Linked DNA regions of Homo sapiens: region 2 is linked to region 1. The links are chromatin loops, found by intact Hi-C in ENCODE. Cell type or tissue: B cell. All regions are shown on one strand.

Region 1 (8,000 bases):
ATCGAATTACAACAAAATGTCTGGTTTGGACATGAAAAGCAGTGTCAAGGAGCTGTTTGAAATTTTAACTGTTCTATACTCAGGAAAAAGAAAAAAGAAGTCAGCTTTGAGAATGAAGCTATGTTACAAGTTAAAGCTGGAGGGCTTTTAGTGTGTCTGTTACAGCTTCCTTTTCTTTTTCTTTTTCGGTTTTTTTTTTTAAAGGCAGGGTCTCATATCTGTCACCCAGGCCGGAGTGTAGTGGCGCGATCTCGGATCACTGCAGCTTCTGCCTCCTGGGTTCAAGAGATTCTCATGCCTCAGCCTCCTGAGTCGCTGGGATTAAGGGAGCACACCACTATGCTTGGCTTTTTTTTTTTTTTTTTTTTTTTTTTTTTTTGTATTTTTAGTAGAGATGGGTTTTGGCCATGTTGTCCATGGCTGGTCTCAAACTCCTGACCTCAAATGATCCACCCACTTCGGCCTCCCAAAGTGCTGGGAATACAGACCTGAGCCACCGTGCCTGGATGTCTGTCATAGTTTTGTTGGTGGCCTAGAGTACTGTTGTACAATGTTTTATCTACCTTTTCATTAAAATATAATTTACTTAAACTTTGCATCAACAAGACTTCTGGTACTACAGACCAGCGGTGTCAGAATAGGCTTAGTGCCTCCTTGTTGATATTTGTTTTGTTTGTTTTAATTGCAATGAGCACTCTAACATCTTTAATCTCTTTCAGCAATGTTTTGTATTTTCCAGAGTACAATTCTTGCATCTCCTTGGTTAAATTTATTCTGAAGCATTTTATTCTTTTCGATCGTATGCTTATTTTTATATCTGTATGAGAGCTACGGATTTAGCTTTTTCTGAAAGTCATCTTTTAACAAATGAATATGTAATTTCCTTTGATCAACAGAGTGTTATGGATCCCCTACTTGAAGACTCTTTGGAATATCACATGGCTTCATATAGAGTTTTATTCACATTATTAAAGTAAAGGTGTAATCTTCTCTCTCTCTCTCCAATCCTGCTTATATACTTCCTATCCTCAGTTGTGGGATGAACTTAAATGGTCTAGATTCAGCCGGGCGCGGTGGCTCTTGCCTGTAATCCCAACACTTTGGGAGGCCGAGGTGGGGGTGGGGTTATCACCTGAAGTCAGGAGTTCGAGACCAGCCTGGCCAACATGGCAAAACCCCGTGTCTACTAAAAATACAAAAATTAGCCGGGCATGGTGGCGGGTGCCTGTAATCCCAGCTACTCGGGAGGCTGAGGCAGGATAATCACTTGAGCCTGGGAGATGGAGGATGCAGTGAGCCAAGATCACACCACTGTACTCCAGACTGGGCGACAAGATGGAAACTCTGTCTCAAAAAAAAAAAAAAGTTTTATTTCTGTACAGCATATAATGCTGTTTGAAAGCATTACAAGTGTTGCTAAATTAGACATCTCCAAGGCATATCAAGTGAAAAAAGCAGAATGTAAAATAGTGTGTATAATGTTATATTTTACATAAGTAGAAAGGAAAAGTAAAATGTATTATGTATATTTGCACCTATTGCACAAAGAACACTAAGGAGAATACATAGGAAACTAAGAAGAATTGTCATATATAGGAGGTAGTGCTGAGAACTGAGCAGATGTGGGTTATGAGGAAGAAGAAAATCTTCACTTTTAGTTACTGTTTATGTGAATGTATTAACTTTTCATATATATGCATATCTATATCCTTAATTTTTAATGGATCCTAAGAAGCTCCCTCTTTTTTTTCATTCTTACTGTGTTGATGTTGAAAATTATTGTCCCTCATTTTGAAACCATATTTCATCTTACACTGCACTGAAGAGAGGAAGATAACCCAGGATAGATAGTAGGAAGTGTGGGTGGGTTAACAATTTCTTGTTTTGTTAGTTTTTCTATTACTTCCTTAACAAACTACCACAAATTTAATAGCTTAAAACAACATCCATTCATTATCACACAGTTCTGTGCGTTATAAGTCTGGCAGGGTGTCATCAAACTAATACCAAAACGTCAGCAGGCCCGGCCATGTTCCTCATGGAGGCTCTAGGGGAGAATTCGTTTTCAAACTCACTCAGGTTGTCAGTAGCATTCAGTTCCCTGCAGCTGTAGGACTGAGATAACGGTTTACAGGTTGTTCACAGTTTCTAGCAGATGCCTGAGTTCTCTGGCTGGTGGCTCCCTTCGTTTTCAAAGTCAGCAACTACCTGTGGAATCCTTCTTATACTTAAATCTGTATATATCATCTAATATACAATGGACTAAGTAGTAGGTACTCTTCATTAATTTATTCTAAAGAAATCTTTTTCAGTCGCTGACTTTGAGCTACTTACTGTTTTTGACGTGAAAAATCACAGCACTGAGCAAAACAGAGGGAGCCCCTTCCCTTTGTGATTCGCCCACTATGTCCTTGGCGCTGTTTTTGAGCCATTATTTACCTCATTATTTATCAATATTGTTAATGTCATTTTCATAGCAACCCATGTTTTAAAATAAGAGAAGGGTAAAAATATGTTGGGAGGATGAAGAGTGAAGGAAGAAATGTAAATGAGACACGTGCCAGGCACACGGGGACCCAGTGACCAGACTCCAAGAAAGCGCAGGACAGGGCTGGGCGCGGTGGCTCACGCCTGTAATCCCAGCACTTTGGGAGGCCGAGGCGGGCGGATCACGAGGTCAGGAGATCGAGACCATCCCGGCTAAAACGGTGAAACCCCGTCTCTACTAAAAATACAAAAAATTAGCCGGGCGTAGTGGCGGGCGCCTGTAGTCCCAGCTACTTGGGAGGCTGAGGCAGGAGAATGGCGTGAACCCGGGAGGCGGAGCTTGCAGTGAGCCGAGATTGCGCCACTGCACTCCAGCCTGGGCGACAGAGCGAGACTCCGTCTCAAAAAAAAAAAAAAAAAAGAAAAAGAAAAAAAGAAAAAAAAAAAGAAAGCGCAGGACAGAAAGAGCGAGGTGCTAAGACTTAGAGTGGACCCAGAGGCTCTGGCCCTCCTGTCTCCCACCACGCACTCCATTTTTGTCACATTTCAAACCTATCGCTTTTACGATATATGTTCAAAAATTGTTTAATGAACTGTAAATGGCTTGGTAAGGGCCGCATCGTAAATGGCTTGGTATGGGCCACATCGAGAACAGCTGTCAAATATAAGCCTAAGGCTAACCACGGATCTATTTTAACACTGAGCAGTTGTGGCTGAGTGTCTGGAGCTTGGCAGAAAGCAACGTCACAAGTCTGGCTTTTTCCCACGTAGACTGAACCCTCGCCCTCAAAGCTACAAACACAACAATTTAACCAACTGAGTGATCAACTAGGAGAAGAATCAATATGATCTCTTTCAAAAGCTTAAAATATGTCAAAATAGTATTATCTCAGAAAGTTTTTTTTTCCCAAAATAATACAAGACATTATCGAATTCTTATTTAACCCTTTTCTAAAATCACCCACCCACCTCATTGAATTTCCTTTAAAAAATCTTCATCCTGGCCGGGCGCGATGGCTCATGCCTGTAATCTCAGCACTTTGGGAGGCCAAGGCAGGCGGATCACCTGAGGTCAGGAGTTCAAGACTAGCCTGGCCAACATGGTGAAACTCCGTCTCTACTGAAAATACAAAAATTACCCAGGCATCGTGGCACACGCCTGTAATCCCAGCTACTTGGGAGGCTGAGGCAGAAGAATTGCTTAAACCTGGGAGGCGGAGGTTGCAGCGAGCCAAGATCGCGCCGCTGCACTCCAGCCTGGGCGTCAGAGCAAGACTCTGTCTCAAAAACAAACAAAACAAACAAATAAGAAAAACCTTTTCATCCTAACTCGTATATTATTTCTTCAAAAGAATAAAAAACGTGCAAATCTAATGCTTGTCTAGCTATTGCGACCACATTTACAAATGGATAGGCAGCGCTCCGGAGTTGGATGTAAGACGGTAGTATACAATCCAGGTGTGGTCGATTTAAGAAAAAAAAAAAAGAAAAAAGAAAAAAATTCCTGTCTAGCTAGTGCAACTACATTTATAAATGGATAGGCGAGGCTACGGAGTTCGATGTAAAACCGAAGTTTACAAGCGAGGTGTGGTCGGTGTAAAATAAAAACGAAAAAGAAGAAAAAAAAAAAAAACAAACCCACGGAAGTGGCCCGTACGGGGATCGAACCCGCGACCTTGGCGTTATTAGCACCACGCTCTAACCAACTGAGCTAACCGGCCTCCTTGGTGGGAGGGTCTTTTCTTATGTTTATTTAAATCATACCTGATCCATGCCCGCTGAATTTTTTTTTTTTTGTAATAGAAGCGTTACTTTCCCTTTTATTAATAAAATATATTTTTTTTTAAGAAAAGGAGAATTCCTCACTGTAGGCACAGGAAAACCATGCTGTTTCAGGGAAAACAATCTCAAACCACTGATTCTGACTGGAGAAAACTCAGATTCAACGACCCCAAGCAGGGCTTCCTTCCCCTCACCAGGTGAAGGACTCAGAACAAACCAAAAAGCAGCTCCAAGCTTGCGATCGCGGCCAGTTCCTCACGGAACCAACCGCAGAGCCGCCGCAGGTTCGCAGGATCGGAGGGTTCGGAGGACTCGGAGGGTGCGGATTCCTCTCTGCTCCTTGAGACCATTCCAGCCAGGTGGGCTCTTAGGCCTGGGAACCTGGGAAAGTGCACTGTCTCGCCTCCTGGCCTCGCGGTGGTTCCGCAGTCACCAGGACCCGAAATTCACAGCTGTGCGTCCTAAGCTTGCAGCTCCACAAACGATAAAATCAGACTTGGCCCTGCAGTGCCGGGCACCGGGCCCTTGGTGATGCTCGAGTGCCGGGCTGGCATCGGCGTAAATGAAAGGACCAGCGGGACGGCTCCTTTCAAGAGTCTCTGACTCCTTCCGTCCCGGGAAGACCAAGACACCCACATCTAAGACAAGGGAAGTCACCATTATCTACACCAATGATAAACGCCGGTATCTGGGAGGAACTGAGCCCAGGACCGGGTCAGGCAACTCAGAGTGTTGGGACAACTAAGTCCCTCTTCAAAGACTCAACTTTCTTGTCATAAGTTGCAAAAGTTGTACGTCAATCCTGCCTGCCCCCCGCCCCCCACCACACACATACACTCCTTTTTTTCGCAAATCCAGGGTTTACCCTATTTGCCAAAGTTTAAGTCTTAGCCAATCGGGATCAGCTTAGATTGTGCGGTCCAACCCCAGCCAATAGGGGAAGGACACAGAAACAGGAACTGCGTTAGGATTAAAAACTCCTTACCTCCTTTGTTTGGTGTGCTCTTGCAATTGTAACAGGCAAGGAGCACCCTTCTGCAGAAGTAAAGATGCCTTGCTGAGGAATTTTCTAAGTGAGGGTTTCTTTTGGCTACACCAAGCACTTGTTTCCAGTAAATCTTAGGGACTCGTCCGGGATCCCATTCTCCTTCGGGAGGGGCTAGCGATTATCTTTCATGGGGAGACGCGTCCCATTGCCTCGTGGTGGCCCCAGGAGCGGAGGATCGAGTCCCGCCCGAAGTGACGAATAAATCCGGACTCTCAGCAACGCGGACAGTAGGGAGGATCCTTAAGAATTCTGTGAGACCAGCTTGGTCAATACGGTGAAACTCCGTTTCTACTAAAAATACAAAAATTAACCGGGCGTGGTGGTGCGCGCCCTTAGTCCCAGCTACTTGGGAGGCTGAGGCAGGAAAATCACTTGAACCCGGGAGGCAGAAGTTGCAGTAAGCCGAGATCATGCCACTGCACTCCAGCCTAGGCAACAGAGCGAGACTCCGTCTCAAAAAAAAAAAAAAAAAGAATTCCATGGCGACCACAGGTAACTCTGTGCACAGACCAAGGTAAGAAACGTTGCTATTGGGGCGGCAAAGCCTTCCTTGGTGGTTGGGGTCTCTGGAGTTTTAAAGTGTGTGAGTGAGACATACCACTGGGCGCAAGGCGAGTGCGGAGTCCGGACTTGGTTCCGTGGTCACCTCATACGGCTTAGGGCGGTTTTCCAATCAGGGGATTCCACCTACCCGCCAATGCTAAGAGGTGCCTAAAATTCCCGCAAGGGAAGCAGCCAATAAGGACGAAGTGAGTGCTCACGAGAGTGCAAGAAACCTCCAGTGGAAAAAGGGGAGGTTGAGCCTCTAAGACACGGGAGTGCAAGAGATCTCTAATATTATATATTAAGCCTCACCAACCTCCAGGATGGGAAATAACCCCAAGTAAGACAGAGACTCTAAAAGGCCAAGCAGACAATAAAATTTCCCTCACAGTCCCCTAGGCCTAATGTTAAAATACTGGAAGGATAATGAAAGGACCAAACACAAGAAAAGACAGCAAATGATAAAGTACTGCTGTTTTATTTGGACTAAGGAACCCATCCTCAGACCTTCGGTCTTTTGGCCAAAGTTTGGGTGGGACGAGGACTGGATATGCCAACTCCTGATCCAGTATGTCAATGATAAAAGCCCAGTTTCTCAAGAGGAGATAGATTATGCTCTATGTTGGAGACAAGGACCTGTCCTTCTCTATCCCTTAAAGGACGAAAAAGCAAAGCCAAACTCAAAACCCCCCAAAGACGACCTAGCTAAGTCATATTCTATATCCAAAGATGCACGGGATCCTCTAGACCACCTTCCCCTGCCTACCTCTCCGCCCCGACTGAACAACAGCCCTTCCCGCACCTACCCCTCTGCCCCAAGCTAAAACTCCGTCCCTCCCCCATATAACCCTGCCCCATGGGCCTTGACACCACACACCCCCGTTGGACAGCCACTCGAACATGCCCCTCCCTTAGGAAAGCTCCAGTGGCAAATAGAACAATGCCAAAGGGATATTCAAAACTTTCCTTTCCTCTCTTCAAAGAAGTCTGCCCCAACCTTTTTTCCCTTGAGGGAAGTACCACTAGGAGGAGGGGATATTGGCTTCGTAAATGCCCCCCTTAGCTAGTGAAGAAGTTAGAAATCTAAAAAGGAGACTCAAACCACTGTTAGATGACCCTTTTGGAGTCTCAGATCAAATTGACCAATTTATGGGGCCACAACTGTATACCTGGGCTGAATTGATGTCTATTCTAGGTATTCTCTTCTTAGGAGAGGAAAGAACCATGATCTGCAAGGCTGCTATGATAGCCTGGGAGCGCAAGCACCCCCCTCGTCAGAATGTCCTTGCAGCAGAGCATAAATTCCCGGCCCAGGACCCTCAATGGGATAACAACAGTGCGGCTCACCGGGAAAACATGAGAGATAGGGATATGATAATTAAAGGGATTCAGGAATCAGTTCCTCCAACCCAAAACATTTCCCAAGCATTTAATGTACAGCAAGAGAAAGATGAAGGGCCCATGGAATTCTTAAACAGACTTAAGGAACAGATAAGAAAATACGCAGGTTTGGACATAGAGGACCCACTAGGACAAAGGATGTTAAAGCTCCACTTTGTCACCAATAGTTGGCCAGACACTATAAAGAAATTATAAAAGATAGAAAATTAGAAAGACTGTCCCATAGAGGAACTTTAAAGAGAGGTCCAAAAGGTATATGTACGGAGGGATGAGGAAAGGCAGAAGCAAAAGGCAAAAATTATGCTGTCCACCCTACAACAGGGAACTTTTCAACAGGCATCCCAGGGAAATAGAACTTGTAAACCTTCTGAGTACCAGGCTGCCAGACCCTATACAGGAAGCAAAGGGACGAAACCTGAGAATCAGGGAACCAGGAGGGGGAGAAGGAAAAACAGATGTTTCAGATGTGGAAAGCCAGGACATTTTAAGAGGAAATGTCCCGAATGGGAGAGGGAAAAGAAAGTCCTTTCACTCATGACATTTGAAGAACAGTGGGCTCAGGGGCTCTACGTCTTCCATCTTGAGTCCCACCAAGAGCCCTTGATAAATTTAACGGTGGGACCCAAATTGGAAATAGTCACTTTCCTGGTCAATTCGGGAGCAGCTGGCTCCTGCCTATGTTTTCTCCCATCAGATTTATCCTGTTCAGCCGAAGACCTTACTGTCTCAGGAGTTAAAG
Region 2 (8,000 bases), 580 kb before region 1:
AAGTTTCCTCAGTATTTTCTCGTAGACAATAATGTTACATGCAAATAAAGATAGTCTCACTTTTTCCTTTTAATCTGTATTTTTTTCTTTCTCTTGTGTTATTGCACTGGCTAGAATCTCTAGGATAATGCTGAATAGAAGTTGTGAGAGTGGACATCCTTGCTCTGGACCTGATGTTAGGGCCAAAACATTTGAGTTTTTCATCACTAAATATATTAGCTGTTGAATTCTTAAATATGTCTTTTATACTTTGCAGAAATTCTAACAAATGTATCTGAATTTTGTCAATTGCTTTTTTCTACACCTACTGGAATAATCATATGGCTTTTCCTGTTTAGTCTGATAATAAAGTAATTACACTGATTACATTGATTTCAAAATTAAATTCTAAGCTACACTTTTCTTTTCTTCTTTAATTCTTTGAAAGTTACTCTTCCCATTTTTTAGATTAAGGTACAATTCACATACAGTAATGTCATCAGTTTTAATGTACATTCTCCTTAGTGTAGCAAATTTTGTCAAATATAGACAGTCGTGTTATCACCATTACAATCAAGATATGGAATAATAATATCACTCTACCCCCAAATTTCTGCATGTTTCTTCTTCTTTTCCTCCTCCTTCTTCTTCTTCTCCTTCTCCTTCTTCTTCTTCTTTTTTTTTTTTTTTTAATAGACAGGGTCATGCTCTGTTACCCAGGCTGGAGTGCAGTTCTTCCATCATAGCTTACTGCAGGCTGGAACTCCTGGGCTCAAGCCATTACAGGCATGACACCAGGCCTAGCCTCCCAGGAGGAAAGAAGAAAGAAGTTGTTTCTTCTTCTTCTTTCTTCCTTCTTTCTTTCTCCTCCTCTTCCTCCTCCTCCTCTCCTTCTCCTTCTTCTTCCTCTTCTTCTTTTTCTATTTTGTTCTTACTGAATCACTATGTTTCTTTTATACTTAATTTCTCCCCTATCTTCTACCCCAGTAGCAACTAAGGATATTTTCTGTCCCTATAGCTTTGCCCTTGCAAGAATTTCATAGGAATAATATAGTATGTAGCATTTTGTATCTGGCTTTGTAAATTCAGCATAATGCAGATGAGTTTCATCCCTGTTGTTACGTTTACCAATAGTTTGTTCCTTTTTATTCCATAGGAATATTATAGTGGTCTGTAAGCTTCAAGAGAAGTTAAAACCATCTAGGTAGGACTCAATTCGCAAGTTGAAAAGGTGCTAAAACAATAGAGAAGCTACAGGGTGAGATTGTAATCAAGTGATGATGATACATTTCCAAGAATTATTTCAGATAGTTAGATTTAGCCATAAACCCATTTTGAACTTGTGTCTGCAACAAGAGGGAATAAATAGAATGGCCGTTCTGACACCAGATTCTGTAAGAAGAGGAAGAAGGAAGTCTTCCCTCAAAGTGATACAGAAATCTAGTGCGGAAAGGTACTAATTACTTGTTCTTGTATTCCCAGGAGGCAAATATTGGGGATTATCAGGGGAAAGAGCATTTCAGGCAAATGAAATTCCAACTTTAACAGCCCTGAGGTGTGATTCTTATGCTAAGATTAGTTTATAGGTAAAGAAAATAATTGATGAGATTAGCTATTGGAGTTCTTCCTGATCAAAATCAACTCTATAGTACCGTGTCACTGAGAGTCAGGAGGCTCTGGGAGCTCCTGAGCATAGCAGTAACTGATGAGAAACATACTGAGCATTTTTTTCTGTATGTTTGCTGCCCCCTGTGAAAATTAGTGAAGCTTTTATTCGAGAAAGCATGTGAACTGAGATCCTGGGGTTTGGTGGTGAAATGGCAGGGTTGGTCAACTGCTTTCACATCTGGTGTCCAAGGCTCAGTTAGTACACTTCATATGGGCAGAGACCATCTCATAAGAATCTGCTCATTTCTCTTCTCTGGCTTCTCGTATTTTCCCCGACTAGGTTACATTATTGGAAAGGAATTTACCAGACCATATATTCTTAGTTTCTCATGGCAATGAATTGAATAACTGAATTAAATATTAGTTATGTTGCTGCAGATATTTCTCATGGGAAACGCTGGAGAGGATCTTTTGAAAAAAAAAACCGTATTTTTGTCAAGATTACAATTATGGAGAACTTTAACTGTAATAAGTGATGATCTTTTATAAATAAATTCACCAACACTCCTTTCCATAAATTTCACAATTTATAATTTCCATATACTTCTAATAATTTTATAAAAAAGAAAAGTCTCTCCAGATGCCTTCCCGTTCTTCCCATTGGTGTTCATTTCTGTTTTAGGCACGAGGAAGCTGAATACCATGATAGGTACTTATTAGCAAAGCATGACAGCATACCTTTGTGAAAACTGTCAGAATCAAAATGGAGTCACTATTGTTAAAACACACAAACACACAAAACAAACTAAAAACGCTAATTAATAGAGCTGGAAAAGGCCATGCTTGATAACAAAAACTATCACAAAAGACTGCAAAAACCACAATCTTGCACAGGCCATCACAATCTTACACAAAAAATACTTCTACAAGGACATCTGCCCCACAACTGCCTGTCCAACCTCGGACTAGCTTCCTCTTTGCTATCCATTTTTGTAGCAGACAATAATTACCTCAACACAGTTATATAATCCTTCTCATTTTTTCCCTTACAAATCTTTGTCGCTGAGCTCGGTGGCTCACGCCTGTAATCCCAGCACTTTATATTCTGGATCATGAGGTCAGGTGGGCGGATCATGAGGTCAGGAGTTCGAGACCAGCCTGGCCAATATGGTGAAACCCCGTCTCTACTAAAAATACAACAATTAGCCGGGCGTGGTGGCGGGCATCTGTAATTCCAGCTACTCCGGGAGGCTGAGGCAGGAGAATTGCTTGAACCCGGAAGGCGGAGGTTGCAGTGAGCCGAGATTGCGCCATTGCACTCCAGCCTGGGCGACAGAGCCAGACTCCAACTCAAAAACAAACAAACAAACACCTTTGTCTTCCTTTACCTCCCTGAATATACATAGTTTCCTATGGCACTCGTATTTTCATTGCAATGCTCTATTCCCAAATAAACATCATTTTCTTTCAGAGAGCTTCTCTTTGTTATTTAGGTTGACACCTGTAAATAGAATGCTATATTTCTTTTTTAAATTGTAGGGGGAGAGAGAAGTGTTGTGTTTCATTTACTTGTCCCATTACAATTGTGCAATATCATATGAGCCGCTCAATTCCTAAACATATGTACACACACAACGCACTTCTGTTTTGTGTCTCGAACACAAATTACAAATTATACAAATTGTGTAATTTTCCTTGCCCTTCAGAAAGGAGAATCTCAATGTTTCCGAAATGAACTGGGCAGTAACTTCGCTTCAAGGCGGTAGGTCCCCCCTCTTCAACCCAGTTGTCTAAAATAACCTTGTCTTTATTATTTACTTCCTATAGAGAGAGGAGGTGCTAAGCGGACAGGACAGCTGGACAACACGCGCAATAAGGGCAATGGTCCTATCTATTCTAAGGGAGGAGGACATGGAATATTGGTGTGGTTTTGTTTATTTTTTATTTTTTTGGACCTATGTGAAACATTTTTACAGTAAAACCCACAAATTTTAAATGTTCAAGAGAATTGTTCATATACTTGTATAGTCAGTATCCCTACTCAGATAAGAACATTTTAGAACATTTTGGAACATTTCTAATATCCTAGAAAATTTCCTCACGTTTCCCTATATTTTCAAAATGAACAAGAATACAGGATAGTCAAAAGCAATAGGTAAATCCTAAAGAATCCAAAACGAGGGTAATGACATCCTTCGATAGCTCAGCTGGTAGAGCGGAGGACTGTAGGGGTTTGAATGTGGTCATCCTTAGGTCGCTGGTTCGAATCCGGCTCGGAGGAGTTCCATTTTTAAAAGTGTCTCTTCTGGGCCTGAAATAAGGAAACTTGGAGAACGCATGTGCAGCTTGCTTATTCAGGAATTTGTAAGACGCTCAGAGAAGGAAAATAATCCACCCTGAAAATTGCTAACAAGGGTTGCTTCACAGACAGTTGAGTGGGACTCGATTTTCACCAAGTTGAGAAGGGATCATGAGGAATGTGGGGAACGGGAAGAACACGCTGCCCCAAGGCTTCATTTTTTTTTTTTTGTCGGTTTCACGGTCCTTTAGCACCCCCTGTTATATTGATACTTGGTGTGAATAAACATTTTATTAATGATAATTTCAAATATATACAAAGTAGAGAAAATAGCTAATAGCTACCATTAGCCACCACACTGGCACAACTTACCGACACTCTTGCATCCATCATGCCCCTCCCCTAGCTCCAGATCTTTTAAAGCCACCCCAACACGTGTTCTCATTTCATTAACTGTACTGTGTTTTGAAGATGTCAGTGTTTATAATTAAATAGCAGTAGACGGAGTTTATCGCTCTCATCGTACCCCGCTCCTCTTCAAAAAAGGAGCAGTGGACACCTACCTGACAGAAAGTTCTCTTCAATAAAGTTAATGAAACAGGCGTGTTTGAATTCGAGAAGTCTATTATTAGACTTTTAGACACTCCATGAAAGAGTGCAGGGCCCTGTTACTTTAGAAATATACTTGGGGACTGGCAAAAACTGTCATCTCTGATTTTAATAGTGGACACATTTACTCCCTGCTTCCATTCTCTGGGCTACTCTGCGCTCTTGGAGCGAGATGGGAAATTTTGTCAGGCCGCAGCAAGGACGGATTTATGTTGATAGTCATCAAACTCGCCCCGGGCTGCTTCCAGAAAGCTAACCGGATTACTTGTACGCGGTTCCCAGCACTGTCCTTTGCAGTCAGCTTGTCGCTGGCGCCGATGGGAAGAACTGAAACGCCTCAAGGGTGGGGACGGCGCCCCCTGCTGGTCGCGCCCTCGGGCGACGATAAGAGACTGAGGACCCGAGCCCGCGCGGGGAAAACTGCCCTGAGCTTGGCTTAGGGATGGTCCGCAGGCCGCCTGGTGGGAGCAGGACCGCCGTGGCCCGGTCCGTTCTGCGGTTGCGTAGGTCATAGAAGGAAAAGTGGTTTGTGATCTGATAGGGAATCTGAGGACAGACCCAGGGAGAGCAGAAATAAGCGCGCCGCCGGGGGGTCGCCAGAATTGGAGGCTTGTGCGCCTCTGACAAGTATTTGCAACATAAGTATGCATATGGATAATGTATCAATACACACGTGTAATAGATGCCAAACAAATTCTTCAAATAATTGTCACACATTTAAATTTTCAGACATTCACAAAATCAAATGTAAAATATTAAACTGAAAGTTCACAACTTAAATTTTCAAAAATTAAATCTAATTAAATTTCCAAAGTTGAACTGTTTTCAAAATTAAATTTTAAAATATTCAAAATTCCGAGGTAAATTTCCAGAAATAGTTAAAACCTCAAAACTCAAAATTTTTAAATGAAATTTATAAACTTTAAAAGGTGAGTCATTCCTCAGCTGGAATCGCACCCGGGGCCCTTGAATAAAATGCTATTTTGATCGCTAGAACACATAGAAACTTCTCTAAAATTGTTCTGCAAAATTCCCTAAAAAGCCGGCATCAACCCGCCTTTTAGCGTCTCGACAAGGCGTTCTATAGGGTAGGTTATATTTGGGGATCTGCCTTTTCTGGTTCTGCCTGTCCTGAGTTGGAGATCTGACCGGGAATCTGAGCCTAACCCAAGTTTCCCATCCCGCTTCCACGCTCTGAATCAGGCTTCCGACCTGACACACCACTTCCTCCCTCTCCCCTCGGCCTTCCCCTGGACCCGACTGTATTGCCCAATCATTTCCTTTCATTTGTCATCACCACCTTGGACCCGCCCCCTCGTCTCAGGCCGTCGCACGCGTTTTGCGTCAGTTGGCAAGGCACTTTACGGCCGTCGTGCCGCTCGTGTCAGTCAACATGGAGGCAGAGGAATCGGAGAAGGCCGCAACGGAGCAAGAGCCGCTGGAAGGGACAGAACAGACACTAGATGCGGAGGAGGAGCAGGAGGAATCCGAAGAAGCGGCCTGTGGCAGCAAGAAACGGGTAGTGCCAGGTATTGTGTACCTGGGCCATATCCCGCCGCGCTTCCGGCCCCTGCACGTCCGCAACCTTCTCAGCGCCTATGGCGAGGTCGGACGCGTCTTCTTTCAGGCTGAGGGTAAGTATGCAGGCCCTGACGGTGACAGGAGGAGGTTGTCGCTCGCTGGCGGGGTGCAAGCATGCATGTCCTGTTGCTTCGCTGCGCGAGGCTGAGGCACGAGTTGCTGGATTTTGGGGGTGGGGAGTGCGGTGCTTGGCTCCTGGCTGGTGAATCAGTCTGTGAGGATGCTGGGGTGGGCGGGCGGAGGGGATATGGGGAGAGTGGGTAGCGCAGTGTGTCTGGTGGTTCTTTAGTTCTCGGATTGTTACTATTTGTGTTCTTATCCCGGCTCTGTTCACCTCTCTTTCCGGACCTGTTTACTGGTTTGTTACATGAATACAACCTGAGTAAAAGTCTCGTCAGCTTTTCTACAAAACTGAACATAACTCTTTAGCATTGCTGCCTAGGTCAAGAAACTATTTGATCAACCGCCCCTCTTCTTTCCACCCTCAATTTTACATTGAGGCTGAGGACTTGTGCCGGTTTTAAGCAGCGTTCAGGGCTGGCCAGATTAAGGAGTGGACAATTAAGGAAAGAATTGAGTTAGCTAGAGGAAAGGGTGCGATTTACAGTTCCCTTCCTCCTGGGCAAAAACTCTTCAGGTGGGACTCCCACTGGCAGATGTGAAGAACGTTGCGGGCAGTGGGAGGTGCTTTTGAGTGAGTGCTGCATAGGCGTCCTGGACGGGTCTTTGTCTTTGGCGCGCAGACCGGTTCGTGAGACGCAAGAAGAAGGCAGCAGCAGCTGCCGGAGGAAAAAAGCGGTCCTACACCAAGGACTACACCGAGGGATGGGTGGAGTTCCGTGACAAGCGCATAGCCAAGCGCGTGGCGGCCAGTCTACACAACACGCCTATGGGTGCCCGCAGGCGCAGCCCCTTCCGTTATGATCTTTGGAACCTCAAGGTGAGAAGATAGATCTTTCTGCCACACCTCTCACCCTCCCTTCTCCCCAACTCTGGCCCAAGTATCCCCATGGCCTCTCATTGGCCTTGTCCCCTTGTCTCATCTTTCTCCCTAATCTGCACTATCCTGATCTTTTCTTCTTTTCTGCCCACAGTACTTGCACCGTTTCACCTGGTCCCACCTCAGCGAGCACCTCGCCTTTGAGCGCCAGGTGCGCAGGCAGCGCTTGAGAGCGGAGGTTGCTCAAGCCAAGCGTGAGACCGACTTCTATCTTCAAAGTGTGGAACGGGGACAACGCTTTCTTGCGGCCGATGGGGACCCTGCTCGCCCAGATGGCTCCTGGACATTTGCCCAGCGTCCTACTGAGCAGGAACTGAGGGCCCGTAAAGCAGCACGGCCAGGGGGACGTGAACGGGCTCGCCTGGCAACTGCCCAGGACAAGGCCCGCTCCAACAAAGGGCTCCTGGCCAGGATCTTTGGAGCCCCGCCACCCTCAGAGAGCATGGAGGGACCTTCCCTTGTCAGGGACTCCTGAGGGCCTGGGTGGCCCCTTCCATTTCCTGGCCCTGCTCTGCTTCCTGTCTACCTCATACTAGAATGATCGTGACTACCCGGGCAGACATTTTACTGTGTTTCTCAGACCAAGTGTCTACTGATGGCCCAAACATGGAGTTTTGTGGGCTTCCACTGTCCCCACTCCGAACTCCTGTATGTGCCTGGCTGAGTCACCTAATTCATACTGTCATACTAGCATAATTATGACTATTGCATATGCTTGTTTTGTTTGACTCTTGGCTGCCTACGTCTGTAGGGTCCCCTGAAAATCCCACTTCCTGCCCCCAGAAAGGGCCTTTATTTCCAACTAGGAGGATAATGCCTAGTCCAGGCAATCTTTCTCTGTTTAGCAGTCACAGGTGAGGGTGGTATTAGCATCTTTTTTATGTAGAAAAAATTGAGTTAATGGGGTGGACTGGGTTGGGAAGA

Evidence for each region. Peaks named below come from ENCODE experiments on the same cell type or tissue, not always from the same donor. Only the 100,000 strongest peaks of a DNase experiment are listed, where the experiment ranks them.
Region 2: a loop joins it to region 1, with 6 times the contacts of the local background. A loop is called at or near these places in 4 of 110 quality-filtered maps.

Annotation. Positions count from the first base shown.
Region 1 is chr6:27,173,081-27,181,080 of GRCh38, forward strand. It overlaps TRI-AAT5-2 (tRNA-Ile (anticodon AAT) 5-2), which reads right to left and starts at 4,208; the gene lies at 4,135-4,208. RefSeq lists a cis regulatory region at 4,047-5,124, a silencer at 4,114-4,263 and enhancers at 4,466-4,665, 4,856-4,955, 5,306-5,365. In B cell, CTCF peaks have their summits at 4,794 and 4,995; DNase peaks (open chromatin) are centred at 3,278, 4,101, 4,871, 5,131 and 1 weaker place; H3K4me3 peaks cover 2,378 bases; H3K27ac peaks cover 888 bases.
Region 2 is chr6:26,591,095-26,599,094 of GRCh38, forward strand. ABT1 (activator of basal transcription 1) reads left to right here and starts at 5,859. Exons shown (of 3, transcript NM_013375.4): 1 at 5,859-6,129; 2 at 6,820-7,016; 3 at 7,171-8,000. The coding sequence starts at 5,889. The coding sequence ends at 7,551. It overlaps TRY-GTA6-1 (tRNA-Tyr (anticodon GTA) 6-1), which reads left to right and starts at 3,780; the gene lies at 3,780-3,868. RefSeq lists a cis regulatory region at 1,718-1,822, a silencer at 2,487-2,781 and enhancers at 4,741-4,890, 4,991-5,150, 5,708-6,147. In B cell, CTCF peaks have their summits at 4,879 (motif pointing left) and 5,082; DNase peaks (open chromatin) are centred at 3,877, 4,847 and 5,817; H3K4me3 peaks cover 2,762 bases; H3K27ac peaks cover 1,884 bases; H3K27me3 peaks cover 750 bases.